2 separate regions of the Homo sapiens genome follow, and region 2 is linked to region 1. Evidence: chromatin contacts called from ENCODE Hi-C or POLR2A ChIA-PET data. All regions are on one chromosome and are shown on one strand. The core of a region is the stretch at or near the end of the contact, and the rest is flanking DNA. Distances in the headings are between cores, read along the strand shown. Region 1 has its middle 62 kb from the start of LINC02273. Region 2 overlaps FHIP1A (FHF complex subunit HOOK interacting protein 1A).

Region 1 (5,912 bases), core at 2,498-4,997:
AGACATATAGATACATACACATCCCAGCCTCACTCAGTAAATGGGAGCGACTCGTAATATATCAACAATGTTGACAGAGCCCTTCTCATACAGAAAGTTCTGTGCCTGCCCTCGAGGAGCTTGCAAACCTCGAGGAATAGAGAAGCATCATGCACAGAAAACACAGGTAGCCTCTGTCTTTCCAAGGTCGTAATGAGCAATATGCCAGGCCAGTCTTTTGAAATTCAGAGGAGAGTGCTCTCTGGAACCTCGAGAGTTCTGGAAGTCTTTGTGAGGATGATGGGACTTTAGCTTGCCCTGAAGTCTGGCCTGGGGAGGTAGGAGTGGGATAGGGCATGCAGGGAGGGGATTTTAGGGTGGGGGAGACGGCCAGATCCTGGAAAAAGAGGAGGCAACAAAGTAGCAGTAAAAAGAGAAGCTACTGCCGAAAACAGTTCCAGGAAAGGAAAGAAGGATTGCTCCGCAGTGTCCAGCCCTCCACAGAGGCAAACAGAGGAAGACAGAGAACAGGCCCCTGATGATTTTAAGAGGACCAATTTTGTCTCAGTAGTAAAGGTAAGATGGACTGTAGCTGGTGGGTGGGGGCGGTGGGGAAGTGAAAGGGCTCTTGGTGGTTGGTTTGTAAAAGAGCAAAGCAACCAAGGCACTGGAAACCTGCAGTGTGACCCAAAAACACACAGGCTACCCGAGCAGGTGGCAGGCATCTCTCCACCAGGAGGGAGACGCTGGAGGAAAATAGAGACTTTTAAAATGGCTTTGATGACCCAAACCCCAGGAACTGTGAAGACTAGGTTGGCAGCAATAAAGCAAACACTAGGAATAAATGAAACAGTGCTTGCCTCTAAAAACCCTGGGGAGACCCTGGCTCCTGTTTTGAGCTGGGCTGTGTCAGGAGCTCACATGTTCAGAAGCTGATTATGTGCTAGGCACTGTGTTGAGCCTTTAAAATACATACTTCCATTTAGTCCTCACAGTCAGCCTCGAAGGTAGAGAAAGTGTTCCCATTTAACAGATGAGGACACTGAGGGTATGGGAAGTCTAGAATTTATTTAAAGTTAAACACAAACTGGAGGTGATATGCAAACTCAGGTCTTTCCTTAAAACCCACACTCTTCCTACTACTACTGACTGCCCCTTACAGAAAGGATGGGATTCACTCATTGAGCACATAGTCCTCAATCACTCATGGTGTGAGCTCCTGTTTACCACACCTTTGGGATATGCCAGGCATGTTTTATGTTTTTTTACATGTGCTAACTCATGTAATCCTCACATGCCTTATGAAAAGCTCTTCTATTAATATTATTCTCATTTTGGAAATGGAGGCACAGAGAGGTTAAATAACCTACCTAAGGTCACGCAGAATAAACAGTGCAAGGATTCAAATCTAGGCAGCCTGGATCCAGAGCCCACATACTTAACCTTAATACTCATGCTGGACTGGGTGCGGTGGCTCATGCCTGTAATCCCATCACTTTGGGAGGCAGATCACTTGAGGCCAGAGGTTTGAAACCAGCCTGGCCAACATGGAGAAACCCTGTCTCTACTAAAAATTCAAAAATTAGCCAAGTGTGGTGGTGGGCACCTGTAATCCCAGTTACTCAGGAGGCTGAGGCAAAAGAATCGCTTGAGCCCCGGAGGCAAAGGCTGCAGCTGCAGTGAGCCGAGATCACACCACTACACTCCGGCCTGGGCAACAGAACGAGACTCCATTTGGAAAAAAAAAAAAAAAAAAAGCCGAAAACACCAAAGAAACAAAAACTCACGCTGTATTCTGCATCCCAGTGGATGTCCCTGTGTGCCAGGCTTCTTCTCCATCCTAATGTTTCCTGTCTAATGTGCCCACTGGAGAGGCTCTCTGGATGGGAAAGCTGACGCCACTGAAATTTTCTGGGAACAGAAGGCCAGAGGTGGTGGGTGGGAAGCTTTTGTGGCTGTCAGTTCTATGCTAATGACATCTGCTTCTTGGCAGGGGCACCTCTGATCCTAAGGTGAGATTAGTTCAGTCCCTTTCAGCACCTGGTTTTGGGATCTGAGAAGTCTGAATGTTAGGGGTAACAGTGCATGGACCAGGGAGGCAACTCACCCAACTACTCTGCTGTCCAAATAATTTTTTTTTAATTAAAAACTCCTCTTGGGAGATTATAGGGAGAGCACAAGCAGGTGGTGCTAAGAGTGAGAAAAATCTTCTCTGTCCCTTGGGGAATGACTAAGAGCAATGCCTATTCTACTGAGATTTGCAGTTCAATTTATCTTCCTTAAATGACCACATAGGAAAATGATCACAGCAGCGAAGCGACATTAGAAATGTGGAATGGATAAATAAAACTTTGGATGAGCGCACCGGCTGCTGAACCCATTTGAAAAATGGAGATCTGAGAAGCACACAGACTGAACTGTGAGAAGCCCTTGGAAGGAAGGTGTCGGAACAAATGTCAAATGTTTATCTGGACTAAAAGATAAACTGATGTGCACAAGCCCTCAGGCCCTTGCAGGTTTCCTTCTTCATGGGCAAGGCTGTGGTTTCCATAGGTCATTTCCCTGCAGTGGTTATAGCTGCTTTTAGCATAAGCCAAGAATCACCGTCGTTGGAGGTGGAAGGGGGCCTTTGGGGTCACACTGTATAGTCTGACCATCTCACTTTGCAAATGAGGATCTCAAAAGATAAAGTGACATGAGAGATGAAATGACATGGCCTGGTATTCCACGTGCATTTTCTTGGAGGATGTTTATAAAAATCAAACCAGTCGTCAGATTGGAATGTAGGCTACGTAGCAGCAGCCACTAACATCAGCAAACTCGACGACGTTCCAGATACTCGTGAGCTTTCTACGTACATGATCTCATGTAGTCTTCACAATGACCTGACGAGATTGGAACTAATATAGCCTGTATTTTCCTAGATGAGGACATCTAGGCCTGGAGAGATTCAGTGGCCTAACCGAGGTCACACTGCTAGGAAATGAGAGAGCCACGTCTCAACCCAGCCCTGGTACCACATCCCATGGAAACCCTGCTCTGCTGCCTTCTAACAAGACAAGAGTAGGAAAATGGTCAAAGGAACCAGATGTCCCTCATGGGAATATTATTCTACAATTCAAAATCATTATAAAATCCATGTACGAATATGGTAAATGTTTATTACTTAGTGTTTAGTGAAAATGCAATACTCGATGCAAAAATATTCAGAAGAAAAATGAAAGAACACTTAAACACCAACAGTTGCTGACTAGTGTGGAAAGCTCTTTTTTCTTCTGATTTTTCCCTTTTTGAATTTTCTATAATGTGGTATAGGTCTTTTGTAGTGAACAAATAAATGTAATCATTTTTCTTTAAACAACTATCACTGTGCTCACAGAATCGATAAGAAAAAGACTAAAATGAATGGTAATATATTTTCCTTTCCTTGGCAATAAAAACTAATAAGTAATTGATTTGCACCAAGAGATAGAAGATCATTTTACAAAGTCCATACACAACACAAGTCCCTTTTCACGTTTCATCAGATGCAACAGAAACTAAAATTCCAAGAATTTAAGTTTTGAAGCTACCCTATTTTTGTGACTTGCGTAGCCTAGTCTATTAATAAAAGGAGATAACCTTGCTATGTTTACCAGCATAGTGACTAATCATTCTTTCCTTCTGTCTGTAGCTGAGTTCCAGCCAACATTAAGACTCATGGACACATTGGGTTGGAAGGTTGCTTACTGTTCACCTTCCACACACTCAGGCACAGAGAGGTGAAATCACTTGCTCAACGTCTTGTGAGTCTAAATATTTAAATGCTGAAAATAAACTCTCAGCTCCTCAAGGGCAAGACCCATTCTTTATGGTGCCAATCCCAGCACCCAGGGCAGAAGGCTTCCTTTACTAGATGAGTTAAAATCTTAGTGAGGGGCCAGGATGAAAAGTCCAGTTCAATACACAGAGGCGATGGAAGAAGTGGCTCACAGTCACTAAGCACTTCTTAAGTGCCAAGGACTATGCTGAATACCTTACAGGATTCACTTACAGGGGCTATTCACTAAATAATCCTGTGGTAGTGGTAATATTATTTCTGTGCTGAGAAAAATGTGCCAACCTGAGCCCCTTGCCCAAAGCCATAGAGCTAGCTGGTGATGGGGTCAAGATTTTAACCTAAATTTCAGAGCCAGTCCTTTTAGCCCGACTGGGACTCACAGCACCAACTCAAGCCCTTAGGCAGGTTTTCATTCCCAAAGAGTTCAGAAACTTGCCCGAAGGAAGAAGGGGAACTAGACTGAGTGCCAAATGTCTGTAGGCCTGAAACATGACCAACATATTTGTTGCAATTCAGTAAACCTTAAAATGACCACCTCATAAAAACCAATCCGTGCCTCTTCCACTCTTCTCCATACTCAAGCTTGCCTCCAAGTAAAATAAGTTGTATTAGCCTGTGGTCAACTTGCTCTTAGTTACTTAGGGTGGGCACTCATTTTTAATAGAACTTGTGTTCAAATGTAAACATGCTAACTCAGCATTCATTCAATGTACATATCTCAAGTTTCAGGCCTGTGCAAGGCATGAGGTAAGGATGTGGTAGCAAAGTTCTTTTTTAATATAGCATCTGACCTCAAGATTTTTTTTTTTTTTTTTGAAATGGAGTCTCACTCTGTTGTCTAGGCTGGAATGCAGTGGCACAATCTCAGCCTACTACAAACTCCACCTCCCAAGTTCAAGCGATTCTCCTGCCTCAGCCTCCCAAGTAGCTGGGATTACAGGCGTCCACCACCACACCCAGCTAATTTTTGTATTTTTAGTAGAGATGGGGTTTCACCATGTTGGTCAGGCTGGTCTTGAACTCCTGACCTCAGGTGATCCACCTGCCTCAGCCTCCCAAAGTGCTGAGATTACAGGCGTGAGCCACCACGCCTGGCTGACCTCAAGAATTTTTAAATCCATCAGCTTTCACTGTGAGCCAGATGGATTCAAAGGAGGCCAATAGGTGATGCCTTTGCTGTTGTTCATTAATAGTGAGGATTGCATGCTCATATGTTTGCCAGAGGAATTATGTAAATATTTGTATATTCTAATACCCATCAAGGTGGGCCTCAACTCCCTGCACTGAAAAGACTGAGTTCTGTTTCCTCTGTTAAAATTAAGTGGTCCTGGTTGAATTCAGGGTACACTGTCTTAACCAGTCAATGTGTAGAGCCAGTAAAATTGGCATCGAAGGAAAGAAAGAGAAAGGAACAAGCAGACATAAGATAACTGAGAAACACACATTTGGGAAACAAATGGATCAAGAACAGGCTTTGGAGCCAGTCAGGTCTGAGTCAGAATCTTGGCTCCACCAATCCCTGGCTATGTGACCTTGGTATATCCTGTAGTTATTTTCAGATTCCATTTCAAATCACTAAAATGATATACTAATGCCTCACTTGCAAGATTATTCAATTTGTGATAAAATAGATGAAAGGTCTAGCACAGTGCCTGGCATCTTGCAATGCCAATGTGTGGTAATTGTCACTTTTATTTAAAATCACTGGGGATTTCCACTAACACTTGGCATGTCTCAGTTGTAAATTAAGTAGAGGACCTCCCAAAGTGAGAAAACATAATTTCTTAAAGTGAAATCAGCAATCAGCTCAGCAGTATTTATGAAGTGTCTTTTGGTAGATATCACTGGCGTGGACTCGGGGCGGGTTGTTGGAAAGCAGGATGTACTATGGAGCGTATTTTTTTCAACAATGGTGAGAAAATAAAAATGCAAATTAAAATGAAAACAGAACTAAAAAAACTTATTTTCAAAACACTAAGCTAGGCCTCCATGGAAAAAGAAAATGAAATCACCAACTTGGTTTGGCTCCAAAGGCAAACTATAAATGAACACAGGTATCCAATCATCACCAAGGGTTGATCATCTAACGATGCACTAGAGCAAGGTGTAGTTA
Region 2 (5,912 bases), core at 2,266-4,765, 370 kb after region 1:
AGGAACTTCAGCTTCATGCTTCTAAGAGGTGGGAAGAAAGGCAGAAGGGAAAAGTATTCATAAATTGTGGAGAAAATCCCTGACAGGAGCATGACTGAAAACCAGGTCATTTTGTGTTCTTAGCACAGCACAAGACATAAAAGCTAAAACGAGTGGCATCCCTCCCTCCCCAAGTCTAATCATATTGTCTAGAGATATTTTTTCAGTGGGGAAAAAAATTGTCGGCATCTTTTTCAGAATAATACCCACCCACCCATCAGCTTGCCGGGGACACTCACAGCTCTGTAAAGAGCTCTCGATAAGGAAAATGAGCCTGCACTGGGCCTCCACAGCCTCGTCTTCCTGCCTCATCTGTGGTGACTGATAAAGACGTGCCAGTAGTTTCAGGCTTGTTCTGTGGCACTTGAGTGCAGATCCTCATGTCATTGCCCTTGGAGACGCTGCAGAGCAGGAGGTCACGTGGTGGCCCTAAGAGTCAGTGGCTATCTGATAGGAATTCAGCACCTCCTGGCTTCCTCACTCCCCCTGCCCACACAGCACACTCCCCCCGACCCAGCGCTCTGGAAGACTCGGCCAGTGTGTAGATCTGCTTTCTGATAAAGGAATCTTCTTGGTGGGGAGCAGGGGGAGAAGGAAAGCCACACATTTCAGCTGAACATCACTGAGAATCAGAGAGGTGTCCTCACTGATTAGACGCAGTGATTCATCATCTCAGAGAGATTATCCCTCCCCAGACTCAGTGTCCTCGGTCATTGTGGCGTCGCAGAGGGGAGGGCCCTGGCTCCCACGTGCCAGCTTCTCTGGCTTTCGGCAATCACTTCTTGCTCATTTTAATCAGAAAGCAGAGTAGCAAAAATCTCCTTTGACAGGAGCCTAGAAACCTACTCAGAAGTGAGGCCCCTCCCCTTTTTCTGTTCTACATTTTATGTCTAATACTAGTGGAAATAAGCGGAATTTAATTTTCAGTAAACTTAAGCCTTAGTTTGGGATTTGGGGGCATGAATCCCTTCATTTTCTCCTCTTAAGTAAGTAATTTCTGTCCTTCTAGGTAATGGATGTGAAGAACAGAAACCCCAGAGCTATAAATAAACTGATTGGGTTGGTCCGGAAAGCGACTCAAAGCCGAGCAGATCCAGTCATGATAAAGGAGATCCTGGAGAAGAAGCTGTCATTGTGAGATGTTTGGGATCCCCTTGCCCAAGGGACAACAACAAACAGTGCAGCCTGACTGGGAACAGGATCCTGTGAAAGCTGATGCCCATGTGCCCTGAGAGCTGCCTCTCAATCCCTGTCCCAAGCCACAGCTATGGCATTAATGTCACCAGTGTTCTCACCCTCTAGGCCCTGTGCCTGGAGGTGCCTCCACAGCCGACCAGCAGCCACCCCGCCTGCTTCATCCACATCAGGAGGGTCCGGTGAGGCTGCAGCAGTGGTTAAGGAGTAACACCTTCTTGTATTAAGGAATTTTAAACTAAATAAAATGTATGTTGGAGATACTGTTACCCATTCTAAGAAAACTTTTCATTCTGCAGTTCCTTCAACAAATATTTTTGAGCAACTCCTAAGGGCCAGCCATTGTAGGTGATGGGCATTAGCAGTGGTCAAGAGAGACTGTAATTTGGATGTATTGTTTTCAGACCTAAACACAGGTTAACAAAGATGAAAATACAACCAAATAAACTGGCACAGTATAAACACATTTGTTTGTTTAAGGAGGTCTCAAGAGGGTGGGGAAGGAGGATATTATTAGAATTAATCAACCTATCGACTGAGTAGAAGTGATATTGCCTGTTAAACTCCCTCCCCATCCCAGAAGGCACAGTCTGAGAATAAATGAATTAAAAAAATAAGTTTTCCAATAAATTTAATCAATAAAATATATACTGAAATATCACATAAAAATTAACTTACACTTCAAAGATTGTGCAGCTGACAACTCCCCCAAATCCCCCAACCCTCAGGCCAAACAAGATAAAAAGAAACAAGAAAAAAGTTGTAACATGAAATTGACTTGTTTTGCTTGGAAATAAGATTATAAATTAGTAAATCAAAATCTTGACCTCTCATGATAATCGTGGTGTGCTGCAGGCATCACGATGAAGGCGGGGCTGTCTGCACTCCTGTGCTTGCGACACTAATACTGTTCTCTCCACTGCACCGGAGCACCTTTGTTCGGTATATATATGCCTTTGTTACCTCTGACTCACGTCGCTTAAAGACCAGTTTTGCAAATGTTGTTTTTTAAAAGCATACTTGTCAAAACTGTGATGTAAGAGAATAAAATCCTTGGAGGCCTTGATTTGAAGCTGTGAACCTGTAGCCTACCAAGGACAGTAAAAACATTCCCGTTGTGAACACTGCTCCAGAAGCAGCTGAGGAACTAGAAAAAAGTGGACACCCCTCCATCACCAATTCAGCGACTCATGCTTCCTGGCTTGCACAGTTCCTCAGGACTTCCCTGAGAGTGATGAGAAAGGTGCCCCTCTTCCCCAGCCCAAAAGGTAGGCAGAGAAAGGTAACCAGTTGCGTGGTTCATTTTGGACAGGCATGAGGAGGTGGCTTTTTAAAAAAAGTCGTTTAAAAAAATTAGTGACAGAATTTTAAGAGACTATGTGACCTTACCCGGGAAGCCAGGTGCCCCGCATCCTGTTGCGGTCCTGAAAACTACTGGGTCTAAAGTAACATGATTTTCACCAAATCTCTCTACAAGACAGTAAGGCTGAAGCAGTTCTCTCCTCACTCTGCAAGTCTGAATTACAAATGGGCAAAGGTGGTCTGAGACTGGAGTCTGACAGGATCTTTATTTTGTAAGAAAGGAGAAGGTTCAGTTTCATTTTATAAATTCTGTTTTCACCAAAAGTTCTGGCTTCTTGGTGACTAAACCTTACAGAAAGCATCGAAGATCTTTCCAGACCATTTAAAATTAAAGGCTTACTTAAAAGGGGGTGCAGCCAGAAAAAGACATTTACCAAAACTATTATGTCAAGTGCAAACTGTATTAAGGACTGATTATTCCCAGAGGAAGATGCCCTTGTTAAAGCACTTGATTTGTCCAGGCTGATTCTCATTCAGCTCTGACAAACTGCCTGTTGTCTTGAATGCCAGCTTCTGAAATCCTGAAAGCCAAACCTTGTAAGTTGATATCATCACTGCTGCTAGGAAAAACCCAAAGCATGGCTCTGACTGAAACCCGATGAGATATTCTAAAGATATGTTTACATTAACACCCCAAGAAATTCGCAAAGATGGCTCTGCTTATAAAGGGGCCTCAGTGAAATACAATTTTACATTCTTGCATGAGTGTGCGTTTAGTCTGGTCTACTGGTTCACCCTTCAGGGAGAAATCTCATTAAAATGTATGAGTTGGCACCACAGGTGATGCCATTGCCATCTGTCTCAGGAATCCACACACCTGTAGGCTGGGTGTATAATGCTGAGGCTCTGACTAGAAGTTAGAAGTGTGCTGGAAAACTGGCTCTGCCCCAGGCTGGCTTGAACCAGCTCTGCCTGGTCAGGCCCAAACCCTGTGTTCTGTTGCCTGGGGAGGAGGTTGGAGGGTTCTGGTGGGAAGGCAGGAATGTGCCAGCCCTAGCACTCTGCATGCTACCTAACAGAGGGAGTATTCAGTAAAAGCTCGCTTACTGTATGAAACAAATTAATGGACAGCCTTTTGTGGGGCCCTTTTGAAGAGACACTGGTGATACCAACTACTAGGCTTCTGCGTTCTGGGTCATCTGGGTCTAGAAAGGAGCTGTTTGATCTCTGTCCAGGGTCACACATCACAGTGAACTTCTGTTCCTGTCTTTCAAGGTGGAGGCCTAGGCCTAGGAAAAAGAACCTAGATCATTATTGCACCAAAGTAAGGATATTTTAGCTGAGCTCCCCCACCCCATGTACATTTTAGTAATTATTGCTAAAATAATTACTAAGATGGCCTCGAAGTTTCGGAAAGTACACACCCTCCTTCAGCTTGGAGTTGGTTAGTTCAGGACACAGCTTATGGCCATGACCCGCTATTTTATATTGTATCTTTCATTTCCATTGAATTTAGTTGCATAGTTTCCACATGGTGACTATTGGGGAAAAGCCACCAGATCTATCTGAAAGGCCATATTCTTTACCCATTACCAAAAGCAGCATGGAAGTGGCTGCCATGCCTCTTCAGCAGGTTTTAGACAAACATATTCATGGATTATTTGCAAATAGAGCTGACCCTTGCTTGTGAGGTGGGAAGCATCTGATTGAAACCCTTAGTCAAATAGCTTAGCAAGAGTCGTGTAAGTAAGATTGTCAACACCAAATTCCCTCTTTTAAAATATCCACAGGGCAAAAAGGGGCCTTGTTACAGGTGGGCCTTTCATAGACTTGTCCCAGTAAAAAGTCAGCTGACACACTAAGCAGCACAGACTTCTGCAGCCTCCGTTCCATGAAATTTAATCTGGCCTAAGAGCTTCCATCACCTTTGTTGGGTTCTGAAATGACACAGTAAATCTAAACTCCCCGAAAGATGCCTGGAATGCATGTCGAAGTCATGCTGACAGGTCCTATTGGCCGTCTTGTTACTTGTGTAGGTAACAGTGAACTAGGTTAACTTAAACCTTTTAAGACATGAACAAAATTCACAGTGACCCTACAAGCTAGGAAAGGTCAGTCCTAGCTAAAATCATGATCAGTTTTAGGATTCTACGTGCAAGAGGTCAAAGAACTGAAGGCTTCCACCCACCTTCTCCTGGTCATTCTTTTCCCTAAAGAACCTCTGAAAATCTTTCACTAAAGTCCTGTTTATCCAGTTATTGAGCTGCCAGGATAATCTGTAGTCCCAAAACAAGTAATGGCCTAATAAATGCCTGAATGTAGAGAGGATTTACTGAGGCAAAATTATCCTAAAAACCATTCTCAGTCTTCTGAGAGCTCTTTCTAAAGCATTAGGTTTACGAGGTTCATTCAAAAAGAAGGGGGGGAAAGAGTCAACTGCATTCTCTTACAGTGTTTCCTCAGTGATGTGATTTAAGGGTGGAACATAAAGTGGTTTGACAGTGTTCTGTTTTAAGCTGTTACTTGATGGAAAATTAGTGTTGTGTTATTTATAGACTGATGGCTGAAGCAACAAGGGGCCTAGAATATCTTCCTAATGACTTAAAGCTGATGTGGCATCAGCTACAAGAGACTGCTGTTTCCAGGAAGAGCTCACACTGCAAAGCAGGCTGCCGTTTGCAGCAAACCACACATGACACCAGCCTGAGCCAGTGACTTGAAGTAGCACGTGCAATAATAGCTGACCTGCAATAAAGTGTTTCATAAAAATGGCAAGCATGACAGACAGCCATTTCAGTAAATACAGGGCTGGTAATTAGCAATTACATTGAACTGCCCTTAAATGAGAACTGGGGCATATGCAGATACTGAACACCACGCCGGGACCATTTAAAATTAAGGGCTTACTTAAAAGGGGGTGCAGCCAGATAAAGACAGTTTACCAAAACTATTATGTCAAGTGAAAACTGTATTAAGGACTGATTATTCCCAGAGGACGATGCCATCGTTAAAGCACTTGATTTGTCCAGACTGCTGCGGCTGTGCTTCCCTCCTGAACACAACCTAGACACACTGATCCAGATTCAGAAGAGCAGCCCATCCACAACCCTAAACCTCAAACAGACCTGGGAATCAGTCCACATGACGGCCACAGCCAAGCTGATTTGGAGACACTGGAAACAACTTTCGACCCTGAGTACCCACTGGCTGCCCAAATTAAACAGGCAACCCCAATATTCATGTAGCCTGTTTCTAGATTCTGTTCATAAGAGGATGCTTTCCTGACAAGACCCTGGCTCCATGATGTCTTATCCTGGACAGAAACTAACTATATCTGACCTAAATAAAATCCACCTGCTAAGGAAAGGGTACTCCTG

Evidence for each region. A loop is a pair of places that touch in the nucleus more often than their neighbours do. ChIA-PET counts read pairs that join two places held with the same protein, here RNA polymerase II (POLR2A). Pooled maps may share reads with other maps.
Region 2: a loop to region 1 is called in a map of cardiac septum, with 3 times the contacts of the local background. The contact joins two enhancer-like sites. A Hi-C loop is called at or near these places in 1 of 168 maps with a recorded cell type or tissue (cardiac septum) and 1 of 50 pooled maps. POLR2A ChIA-PET finds 5 or more read pairs at or near these places in 2 of 52 experiments (H1 and activated CD4-positive, alpha-beta T cell).

Annotation. Positions count from the first base shown.
Region 1 is chr4:152,036,211-152,042,122 of GRCh38, reverse strand. No RefSeq gene overlaps it. Among named protein-coding and RNA genes, the nearest start is that of LINC02273, 62 kb to the left of the region's middle. RefSeq lists a silencer at 562-641. Within about 2 kb of position 3,747, at least 3 of the 41 ENCODE cell types and tissues checked have a DNase peak (open chromatin) inside an H3K27ac peak, as active enhancers do.
Region 2 is chr4:151,666,439-151,672,350 of GRCh38, reverse strand. It overlaps FHIP1A (FHF complex subunit HOOK interacting protein 1A), which reads right to left. Exons shown (of 14, transcript NM_001109977.3): 14 at 1,848-5,912. GATB (glutamyl-tRNA amidotransferase subunit B) reads left to right here. Exons shown (of 13, transcript NM_004564.3): 13 at 1,049-1,847. The coding sequence ends at 1,177. LOC107986197 (a long non-coding RNA gene) reads right to left here and starts at 762. Exons shown (of 2, transcript XR_001741447.3): 1 at 1-762. Within about 2 kb of position 3,515, at least 4 of the 41 ENCODE cell types and tissues checked have a DNase peak (open chromatin) inside an H3K27ac peak, as active enhancers do.